2 separate regions of the Homo sapiens genome follow, and region 2 is linked to region 1. Evidence: chromatin loops called from intact Hi-C (ENCODE). Cell type or tissue: Caco-2. All regions are shown on one strand. Links, peaks and the distances in the headings refer to the core of each region. The heading gives the core; the rest is flanking DNA.

Region 1 (5,372 bases), core at 304-5,303:
GAGAATGACCAAGGAGTTGGCTACAGTCAGGTGCTGCAGAATCAGATCTGTGGACCTTAATGTGCATCTGGTGAAATAAATAACTATAATGGTGATGAAGAAAGCAATTGCCCAGGAATCCTACTGTGGTCTGAGATAAGAAGATCATATTCCTATTGCCACATCCCTGGAGGCCATTTGTCTTTTTTCAATGACTGATCATCCTATTCAGAGTGAGAGGATCTGGCATGGAAACAAGAGGCCTGTCGTACCATGGCAACTGAAAGCCACTCTTTCCCACTTACCATTGTTTTCAAGCCATTAATTTCCTATTAAACTTCATTTTCCTCTTCCTGAGAGTTTCACTATAAAAATATATGTGTGTATAGATATATATTCCTAGCATAAGAGTACTATAATAGTGTTTTACATAGAACTTTTACAACAATTCTTTGAAGTGCTTTATTGTTCCCATTTGACAGGTGAGGCGATCTCAGGCACAGGAAGGCTGAATGACATTTCCAAAGTCACCTCCTTGTAAGAGGCAGTGTCAGAAGCTGACAATGGACTTGACCACTATGCTGTCGTAGCAACAGAGAGAAATAATTTTTAAGACAATCCATGTATTTAAAAAATATTTTTGTACCTCTTGTGAGTTTTTAAAAGAATCGTTTTGAGTTTTTTCTTTTTGATTGTGATTGAAAACACCAATACTTGTTTTATAGGCAAATATCATCTATAGTGATCAGAGATCCAAGTAAAATATAGATAGTCTGATCTTAGCATAATCTTAGAAGAATAATTATATACAACCAAATGGAATTTCTTAAATGCACAAATGGAATTAAAAGAGGAGGTTCTTTTCCATCTTAACCAAGAAGGAGGGCATAATGGAATGACCGTGTGCTAAGCAAGGGAGAAGGAAAACGAGTAGGAGGGAAAGCATTGCAGAGGAGAAACTAAATTACCATGAGTGTAGAAAAAAAAAAGTGAGGACTGGAGAATGTGAAAATATCAAATATAGTATTTCAATGTCAGAACAGTTCACTATATTAAAACTCAAGTCCATTATGCACAAGAAAAACTGGAGGTAATGATTATACATTGACCCAAAATGAGCACTGAGCCTGGGGATGACATGAAAACATTTTTAAACAAGAGGAAAGATAAAAAATAATGCAATTCTGAAAACTGCTGAGGAGCATAATGTTTTTTTCTAACACAAAAAGCTAAATTCAGTTACTTTTCTTTGCTGATTTAATGAGGGAAAAGAGTCTCACCATAATAAAGAGACAATAGATTTTTTCTGTCATGACACACTTATGGTCTCCATTTGGTATATTCTATGCACAGAGTTGTTGAAAACACTATATTTACTATTTCTGAACAGAATAAGATAATTCAATCAGCTACATCTTATACATGATCACAGGCATGGAGGTGTCATAGAAACACCTCTACAAATCTTGGAAATGTTCATGCAGATAAGACAGGGCAGCGGGCAAATTAATTTCCAAATTATATTAGAGAACTTAAAAATAGGCTGGATGTGATGGCTCACGCCTATAATCCCAACACTTTGGGAGGCTGAAGCAAGAGGATTGCTTGAGGCCAGGAGACCAGCCTGAGCAACATAGGGAGAGCTTGTCTCTACAAAAATTTTTTTTAAGTTTGCTGAGTGTGGTGGCACATGCCTGTGGTCCCAGCTGCTCAGGAGGCTGAGGTGGGAGGATCGTTTGAGCTGAGGTATTCGAGGCTGCAGTGAGCCACAATTGCACCACTTCACTCCAGCCTGAGAAATAGAATGAGACCCTGTCTCAAAAAAAAAAAAAAAAAAAGATTTCATGACTTTATTCAAACCAACAATGATGAACAGTGAGGATTACATTAAATGAGAAGCAGTTAGGGGCTGGTTTATGGTCTTGACCTCCATTCCTTCTCCACGAGTGCAGCCCACGACCCAGTGATGATTTCCCCTTCCCTGCATTGCGTTGGCACCGACTTAGTTTCTAGCCCAGAATTCCGTTTTCCAGACAAAAGACCCTGCTCCATCTCCCAGCACACTTCCTTCCTTTGCAGGCTATGCCTTCTAGACTGAAATAGAAAATACTCACCTGATTTTTCCCTTGTTGCTGTGACAATAGGTGCAGGGTGATGCTCAGGACAGCCAGTGGGTGAGTGCGTGGAGGAAGGCATCCAGGTCTCAGATATGGGTTTGTGTCCTGTGACCTCACCTTTTTGCAGCACTGCAATGAGCATTTCACCTGCGGCAACAATGACAGTGCATATTTGGGGAGCTAAAGATATTTCAAGAAACTTTGTCCCAGTTACCAATTACCAAAAACAAGTACAATTTTCTATGAAGGGGGCCAGCCCCTCCACACCTGTGGGTGTTTCTCATCAGGTGGAATGAGAAACTGAGAAAAGAAAGAGACACAGAGACAAAGTATAGAGAAAGAAAAGTGGGCCCAGGGGACGGGCGCTCAGCATATGGAGGACCCGCCCTGGCACCAGTCTCTGAGTTCCCTCAGTATTTATCGATCATTACCTCTACCATCTTGGAGAGGGGGATGTGGCAGGACAATAGGGTAATAGTGGGGAGAGGGTCAGCAGGAAAACATGAACAAAGGTCTCTGTGTCATAAACAAGGTTAAAAAAAGGTGCTGTGCTTTGATGTGCACATACACAAACATCTCAGTGCATTAAAGAGCAGTATTGCTGCCAGCATGTCTCACCTCCAGCCCTAAGGTGGTTTTCTCCTATCTCAGTAGGTGGAACATACAATCGGGTTTTACACCGAGACATTCCATTGCCCGGGGACAAGCAGGAGACAGATGCTTTCCTCTTATCTCAACTGCAGAGAGGCCTTCCTCTTTCACTAATCCTCCTCAGCACAGACCCTTTACCGGTGTCGGGCTGGGGGATGGTCAGGTCTTTCCCTTCCCATGAGGCCATATCTCAGGCTATCACATGGGGAGAAACCTTGGACAATACCTGGCTTTCCTAGGCAGAGGTCCCTGTGGCCTTCAGCCTTCGCAGTATATTATGTTCCCGGGTACTTGAGATTAGAGAGTGGTGATGACTTTTAACAAGCATACTGCCTTCAAGCACTTGTTTAACAAAGCACATCTTGCATAATCCTAAATCCATTAAACCTTGAGTCAACACAGCACATGTCTCTGCGAGCACAGGGTTGGGGCTAGGGTTACAGATTAACAGCATCTCAAGGCAGAAGAATTTTCCTTAGTACAGAACAAAATGGAGTCTCTTATGTCTACTTCTTTCTACATAGACACAGTAACAGTCTGATCTCGCTTTCTTTTCCCCACATTCTAGTGGGCATCTCTAGCAAGATGAGAGTGTTTGGCAGAGGCTCTTGCTTTCCATAATCCCTGGAGGCAACAGGAAGGGGCTCCTAGGGAGGGAGCAGGAAGGGGTGAGTCTAGACTGAGGGGCTAGCAGCAGAGCACACGCGTCTTACTAGAGTCTGTGCTTTCCTGAGATGGTCCCCTACAGAAAACCCAATTTTCTGTTAATCCTCAGATTCCTGAGCCAAACTATTATTTCACTGTGAACAGAGAAATGGGATCATGCGAGGAACTTGAGAAGGATATGTGAACAGATTACAGTGCAAACAGCAACTTGAAGTCAAATACTGATATGAAAAATAAATGGGAACAATGTTGGGCATTCCAATGTAAATTAACAATCAAATGTAGATGTTATATATTCTATAAATATATATTTTATTAACATTTACCCCTAGAGAAATAGAGATTCTAAATTGTATAATATTTATAAAAGAAACAGAGACATTTATCAGAGTCCCTCATATACACAGAAGCACCAAGTTCATATGATCCAGAGAGAAATTCTACTAGTAAACTAACTGATAACCTGACGCTACCTAAACTATTCAAGTCTTAGTCAATCTTCCCAATAGTTTTCAGGAAGGGTGCATAAAGGTGATATGAGATCTTACCCTGGTTTGAGCCATGTATTACAAAAGTATAGGACGTGTGAATATAAATGTAAACTTTTAAATATTAGAAGCCATTGTGTCAGCACATTGAAACATTACATCATAATCCACTGCCTTTTGTGCCAGAAATGCAAGTGAGAGTCAACACTTGGAAATCCATTAATACAATTAATTATGTTAAGAGAATCAGTGAGAATGTTATGTGTTCATGTCCATAGATTTAAAAAAAGACATTGCCAGGATTCTGCAGAAAATCATATTTTAAAAATTAATAAGGAACTAGTGTAAAATATATACATATTTTTAGACAGGGTCTTGCTCTGTCACCCCAGCAAGAGTGCAGTGGTGCAATCATAGTTCACTGTAGCCTCAGCCTCCTGGGCTCAAGTGATCCTCTTGCCACAGCCTCCCCAGCAGCTGGGACTACAGGCACATGCCAGCACACCCGGCTAATTTTTTGTTTTTTTGTATTTTGTAGAGACAGGGTCTCACTATATAGCCCAGGCCAGTCCTGATCTCCCAGCCTTAGTGGATCCTACTGCCTCAGCCTCCCAAATTACATGCATGAGCCACTGCGCCTGGCCCTAAATGTTTCTTGAGAGCAAAATCTACTTTCTATAAAGGCGGGCATGAGTCAACCCTTTCAAAGCCATTAGGGGCCAGGTGTGGTGGCTCATGCCTGCAATTACAGCACTTTGGAAGGCCGAGGCAGGTGGAACACCTGAGGTCAGGAGTTCCAGACCAGTCTGGCCAACATGGCAAAAAACCCCTTCTCTAGAAAAAATACAAAAATTAGTTGGGCATGGTGGGCACGCCTGTAGTCCCAGCTCCTCAGGAGGCTGAGGCAGGAGAATTGCTTGAATCTGGGAGGCAGAGGTTGCAGTAAGCCGAGATTGTGCCATTGCACTGCAGCCTGAGCAACAGAGCAAGATTCTGTCTAAAAAAAAAAAAAAAAAAAAAAAAAAAAAAAAAAAAAAAAATTAATAAACTATTAGGACAGTCTTGGAGGAAAAAGTCTTGGAAGAAAAAGTCTCTTGGGTAAGGATTAATTAACTGGTACACAGGCTGGCAAGGTGACCCTTAGTGGTCTGCCAGTCTCAGAAAAAAATTTATGCATCTAGGGAAAAATTGGTCACAACTAGGCAATTAGATCACAGCCTGCCCAGCAAGTAAAACAAAATTCTGTGTCAAGCACACCGTAAAAAAAAAAAAACACTGGTACAAACCTTAAACATTCCCTGATAGGCATCGTAGACTTTTTTGGTTTGTACTGCTTTTTGTTTTGTTTTTTGCTGCCTAGACATTAATCAGCAGAATGAGACCCTCAAATTTCAAAGCATGCAATAATGGTCCCCCCATTACTGGGACCCCTGCTAGTTACATGTTTGAAAATTAGTTGATAACTGATTTT
Region 2 (5,372 bases), core at 128-5,127, 150 kb before region 1:
TCCTTCCTTCTTTCCCCTCTGCACAGGAACAGTCCCAGAAATTTCCAAGGTGTGTAAGATAGTGCACTGTGCAGGGTTCTGCTCACCATGGCAAAGTGGAGGAGGAGATGGGGGCAAGCCTTTGGGAGGGAGGGAACTGAGAGGGTGGAAGGACTGGACAGGGTGTGGTTTTTCAGTTTCTTATTGAGAGTTTCTTTGAAAATCTTCAGTCTCCATCTTTTCTGGATTCATAGCATCTTTTCTGGATTCATAGCAGAGGGACCCCTCTGGTCCATGGGCAGGCGGGGTGGGGGTGGGGGGCACTTCAGAGAGCAGGAGGTCCCAGCAATGGGTCATAGTGGTGGCTGTGCTGTGCTGAGCCAGGAGGGCTTGATGAGGTGGCAGATTGAGCAGGTCCCTGGCTTGGGTCCCTGGCTGGCCCATCGCACTGGCTGGTAGCCCCCTCCAGGCTGTTGGCAGATGGGGAAGGTAGAGGGTCCTCAGGAAGCTGGCCTCCAGCTGCTCTTCTGTCTGGACTGCAGCTCCAAGGGGAGGGGGCTCCCTGCCTGCACCAGGGATGGGCACTGCCGAGGAATCCCATAGGCCAGGTAGTCAAAAAGGCTGCCCAGCCATGGGTCCAAATGGCTAGAGTAGAGGACAGGTATGTGCACTCTGCAACTGCCCTCTCTGGCACCATAGCAGGCACTGCTGATCAGTCACAGATTCCGGCCCTGATGCCTCATTTGCAATGACACATATCCCAGATGGTTTATGAGGAGTATATGGGGACTAATGGATCCCCGGTGGCTACTTCCTGAGAGGATTTCACAAGCATCCACACAAAAGAGGAAGCAAAGTGGCCTCACCCATCACCCTGGGCACCCCTAGCCTGTCAATTAGAGATAGCACCTCGGAGTCCCCCTTCCTGAGTGGAGGAAGAAAGTGTTCTGTGCAGGGGAACTTCCTGGGGGTTTCCCTGGGGAGGTGGAGCCTTTGCATGGCCTCAGCCCAGCCTTTGGGGCAGAGAATCCTGTGGCTGAGGCAGGCAGGAGCCACTCATTTGGGCCTCCTGGGACTACCCTGTCTTCTCCCACCACGGCTGGGCCTGGCTGGGGGCCTGGACACACATCGAGAGCCCAGAGGATGGGACCCTGGTCAGCAGTGGTGCTGAGGGGCATGGTGAAGGCAGCTGGGATGGGGCCTCCAGCTAGGAGGAGGAAGCTGGCCTCTCCTATGGGGCCCTGGGCAAGTCACTCTCCTCTTTGGCCTCTGTTTTCTCATCTGAAAAGTGGAGGGATGATGGCCCTGTGGTGCAGGACTCACATGGTGACAATGGAGAGGAATGTGGAGGGCTTTGTGCCTGGCTCTGCCCTGGGGGAGGGGTGTGATGGCAGGAACAATGCTGTGAGTGCTAGGAACCAGGTGCTCAGGAGAGCCTGTGAGGCAGGTGGAGTTCCTGCCGCACTTTCCCAGAGGAGGAAACACACAGGTTCAGGGAGGCCAAGGGAGTGAAGCTGGAATCAAAGCGCCCCAGAAGTGGTGGCAGTAGTACTAGTACCAGCTGATCTGGCCAGGTGTCCAGGGCCCCAGGGTCAGGGGGCTGGGAGAATAAAGGGGTGAAGAGGATATCCTCACTGACCTTGCCCTCGACCCTGGCAGGAGGGGACCTTCAGGGTGGCCACCCTGGAGATGGAGCCCCAGAGAGCCCAGAAGAGGCAGCAGCTGCAGGTGGGGTGGGAGAAACTCCTGGGAGTCAGAGGGCAGGACTCCTCCCTCCCAGCGTAGGCCTCACATCAAGAGAGGAGGGGGCCTTGCTTCTCCAGCAGTGCCTGAAATGCCTCCAACAGAAGTGGCCAGAGCAAGGGTCAGGGAGAGCTGGGCTGGCGCAGAGGGTGGAGATGGTGGGTTGGAGAGGAGCAGGGAGAACCAGGGCTGGCCCCTCACAACCTTTGTGATTGCCAAAGCCGGCTGTAGGAGTGGCTACAGCGAGTTTGCTAGACGCAGAGAGGTGTGGGGACGGGTTTTGGGTGGGGGCAAATCTTGGCTGCTCCACGTGGGAGGCCTGGGTGGGTCCGGGAGGCTGAGTGTGAGGGATTTGATTAGGTAATTAGGGAGCTGCAGCTGCCCCAGGTGGCTGCAGATTGTTTGATCTGATCAACCCGAGGGCGGTACCGGAGAGCCAGTGCTCATCAACACCCCACCCCATGGGCACAGGGTCCGACCCCTCCTTGGCCCATTCCATCTGACCTGGTGATGCTGGGCACTGCGATGAAGGATTATCCAGATGCGATTGAGGCTGGGGAGGGGCAGGGCGGGGCCAGGGTCCTGAGCTTGGGAGGAGAGAGCCCCTCACCGAGTCTTGAGCTCTCGGCAAACCTCCTCTTAGGCGGTCCTCACACTTCCCCTGTGAGCCGGGCGTCGCGCCCACCGTATTGATGAGGGGAACGGAGGCTCCACGGAGCCGCCAGACCCCGTTCCCCGTGTAGTGAAGCGGCCCAGCTGCCTCGCTGCCCAGCTGCAGGAGATTGTAGCTGCGCTGGAGTCAGACGCTCCCTCGGGCGCTGTCCATGGTGGCAGGAGAGTGAAGTTAGAGAGCACGGGAGTAGGTGAACAATCCCTTCCAGCTCGATGCCTCGGTTTCCCTGTCTGTCATCAGAGAGGGCTGGGCTCTAAAGTCCCTGAGCCTCCGCTGCCGTGACCGCCTCCTCTGGAGCCTAGTCTGACCCAGGTTCAAGTCCCATTTTGTATGCACGCCCTGCCCCCTGGTGGACCCTGTTGGTACTGCAACGTGAGAGGAATGTGGTCGGGAGGTGGTCAGGGGCCAGGGACTTTTTGATGGGCTTTGGCTGTGTGACTTCCAGGCAAATCTGATCAACTTCCAGGAAAGGAGTTAGGTAAGCAGCTGTGGCATTCACTGCGGGAGGCTGGGGGCGTGGAAGTCGGAGACTCCCCGCCTGCCAGACACTCCCTGGACCCATCCCCTACATCTTAGACTCATTGGGAGGGCTTGATACAGAGCAGAGGAGGAACCATCCCACTGGAGGGTGGGGGTAGGCGCTGGAATCAAGGACAACTTCCTGGAGGAGGGACTGTTTGAACCCAACTCTGAGAACAAGTAGGGACTGGATGGGATTGGAGTGGAGGTGGGAGCCTCTTAAAAGCAAAGACCTAGAGAGGCCAAGACCCTTAGCCCCACTCCACACCCCCACCAGGGCTCCTCCAGCACCCCCCACCGGGCCCTGTCACCCTGCTGTTCTTCCCTCTGGCACCAGGAATGCACAGTAATTAGGGAGCTGCAGCTGCCTCAGGTGGCTGCAGATAATTTCCACCTGAGGACTTTGGAACCTGGTTCCAGACCATGGAGCAGCTCAGTGAGGATGAGAGATCAGGCTGGGGAAGGACTTGGGTGAGGGCAGGGGTCGACTCTCTCTGGTGGCCAGTAGCAGGAAGCCTGAAGCTATGGCTCCTGGTCAGAGTCATCCTCTAGTATGTGGTGACAGCTGGGCCATCCAGACTGCAGGTGCTGGGCAGGCATTGGGAGGGAGAGCTGAGGTGTGGCTCCAGGTAGTCTCAGGGCTGCCACCCTGTCCTGTAGCTATAAGCAGTCCTGCCAGTCAGAACCACCACCTGAGTCAGCCAGCAACGGCCTCAATGCCAAGGAGAAAAGGCCACAGTCAAGCTCAGGTGCCTGTGAGTGACCTGGTGTACTGGGCGGACTGTCCCAGGGCTCAGTGCAGCTTTGGGCTAAGTGTGGGTTTGGAGTGTCGGACAGCTGGCACTGGGCTCCCGGCTCCATCACTGAACAGCCCTGTGGCTGGGGCAGGGCACCTCACCTCTCAGGGCCTCGCTTTCCTCCTCTATGAAATGGGCTGATGCTAAATGATCACTCTCGGGACCGGGACACCAAGCACGCAGCACAGTGCCCGGAGCACAGAGTGAGAGTGGGTGGCAGGGTAGTCTGAGACCCTGGGGTAGTCCCCTCCAGGTCATCCTGCCCTCCCATCCAGCCACCAGGCCCCCAGAGCAGAGCCCTGGACCAGTGGCTGGACAGACACGAGGCACGCTCAACTGTGACCCCTACGTACGCAGCAGGGCACAGCTGGGCCCCCCAGGGACCCTGGGCCGGCTCCTCCAGCCCAGATGAGAAGGACAGCAAGGTGAGTCTTTTTCTGGGATCCCTTGAAGCCCAGGAGAACATGAGACACTCCTGTCCCCGCTCCCTAAGAGCTCTCCCCCAGCCCTGGCTGCTTTGAAGAGGGGCAAAATTTATTTACTATAAAAATGGATACAATAGAGATGAATACTGTATTAAAATCCTGTTTCTGTTACAGCCTAGGAGCTGTGGTTTTGTTCTTTCACTTCCTGTGTTAATTGGAGATACAGGCTCTCATATCCCTCCTAGAGATGAGGCATCTTGCAGGGGTGCCTGTGTGTTGACTGCAGGAGAAGGGAGATGGGAGAAAAGTAGGACTTCCTCAGGGCCCATGTTCACTTCTGTATCGTCAGCTTGGGCAAGAAGCAGAGACAGCCCCTCAGAACTCCCAGGTTAGCAGCTGAAGGGGCTTTCACACGGCATAGCAGCACCCTTGGGAATCTGGGTGTCTTTAAAAATACCCTTCCAGGGACCATTTCCTGACCCAAGACAGTGGCTACCTTTCTACTGCTTTGGAGGAAGAGGGAACATGTTGATTTGCTTACTGAGGTTTCCTTTGATCAACTATTAGGGACTTGTAGTTTTCTTGTTCAAACACTGGAATTGCATCAGTACTAAGTGTGTATGTGTGTATGTGTTGGGGCGGGGGGAGTGTAAAAAGATCCAAATGTGTAATGTGGAAAGGATAAGGCCAAAGGAGGATTATTTGCAAATGGACTTAGGGCAGGCTGGACATTGCATCTTCAGTTCACTTCCAGGAGAGCCGTGAGTGACCCTTGACCTTAGATTTGACTCCTCCTGGGATTCTGTCTTTGACCTTAGCACTTCTTTTCTTGCTGGTTTCTTATCCAGGGGGAAAGATTTTGCAATGCAATTTTTAAGGCTGCAGCTGGGCCTCATTGCATAAACATTGCTACTACCTAAGATCTAGGATTTCCAGCATCCCTGCAATTCCTGGTATAATTCCTTTCAAGGCGGAAATTCCCTAGAAGACTCCCAGCCTCTCTGTCAGGCACATCCTGGCCATTCCTTCCTGGCTGGAGCCTGATGAACCACAGGTGAGCTCTGGTTTGCCAGGATAAGGGTACTTATTCCTTGTCAACGACAGACCCCACACTCCCATACTGGCCAAGGTGAAGTCTGGGGTCCTGTGTTCCTGAGGTCCAAGGTCTTGGGGGTCCCCTGTTTACACACTCAGTTGTGTTGTTACTGACTTGTCCTAAGGGCAAGCTGGCCCGAG

Evidence for each region. A loop is a pair of places that touch in the nucleus more often than their neighbours do. Peaks named below come from ENCODE experiments on the same cell type or tissue, not always from the same donor. Only the 100,000 strongest peaks of a DNase experiment are listed, where the experiment ranks them.
Region 2: it touches region 1 in a loop (3-fold over the local background); 2 of 110 quality-filtered maps call a loop at or near these places.

Annotation. Positions count from the first base shown.
Region 1 is chr9:97,230,073-97,235,444 of GRCh38, reverse strand. It overlaps LOC124902224 (a long non-coding RNA gene), which reads right to left. Exons shown (of 3, transcript XR_007061684.1): 2 at 2,094-2,243; 3 at 428-560. It also overlaps the pseudogene ANKRD18CP and the pseudogene VN1R52P. Among named protein-coding and RNA genes, the nearest start is that of SUGT1P4-STRA6LP-CCDC180, 5.7 kb to the left of the region's middle. RefSeq lists an enhancer at 2,688-3,285. In Caco-2, for the core only: no CTCF peak of the experiment used is centred there; DNase peaks (open chromatin) are centred at 2,194 and 2,894; H3K4me3 peaks cover 934 bases.
Region 2 is chr9:97,384,509-97,389,880 of GRCh38, reverse strand. No RefSeq gene overlaps it. Among named protein-coding and RNA genes, the nearest start is that of MIR1302-8, 24 kb to the right of the region's middle. RefSeq lists enhancers at 878-1,027, 1,058-1,257, 1,308-1,872, 3,123-3,628, 3,629-4,135. In Caco-2, for the core only: a CTCF peak has its summit at 2,736 (motif pointing left); DNase peaks (open chromatin) are centred at 2,750, 3,330 and 4,867.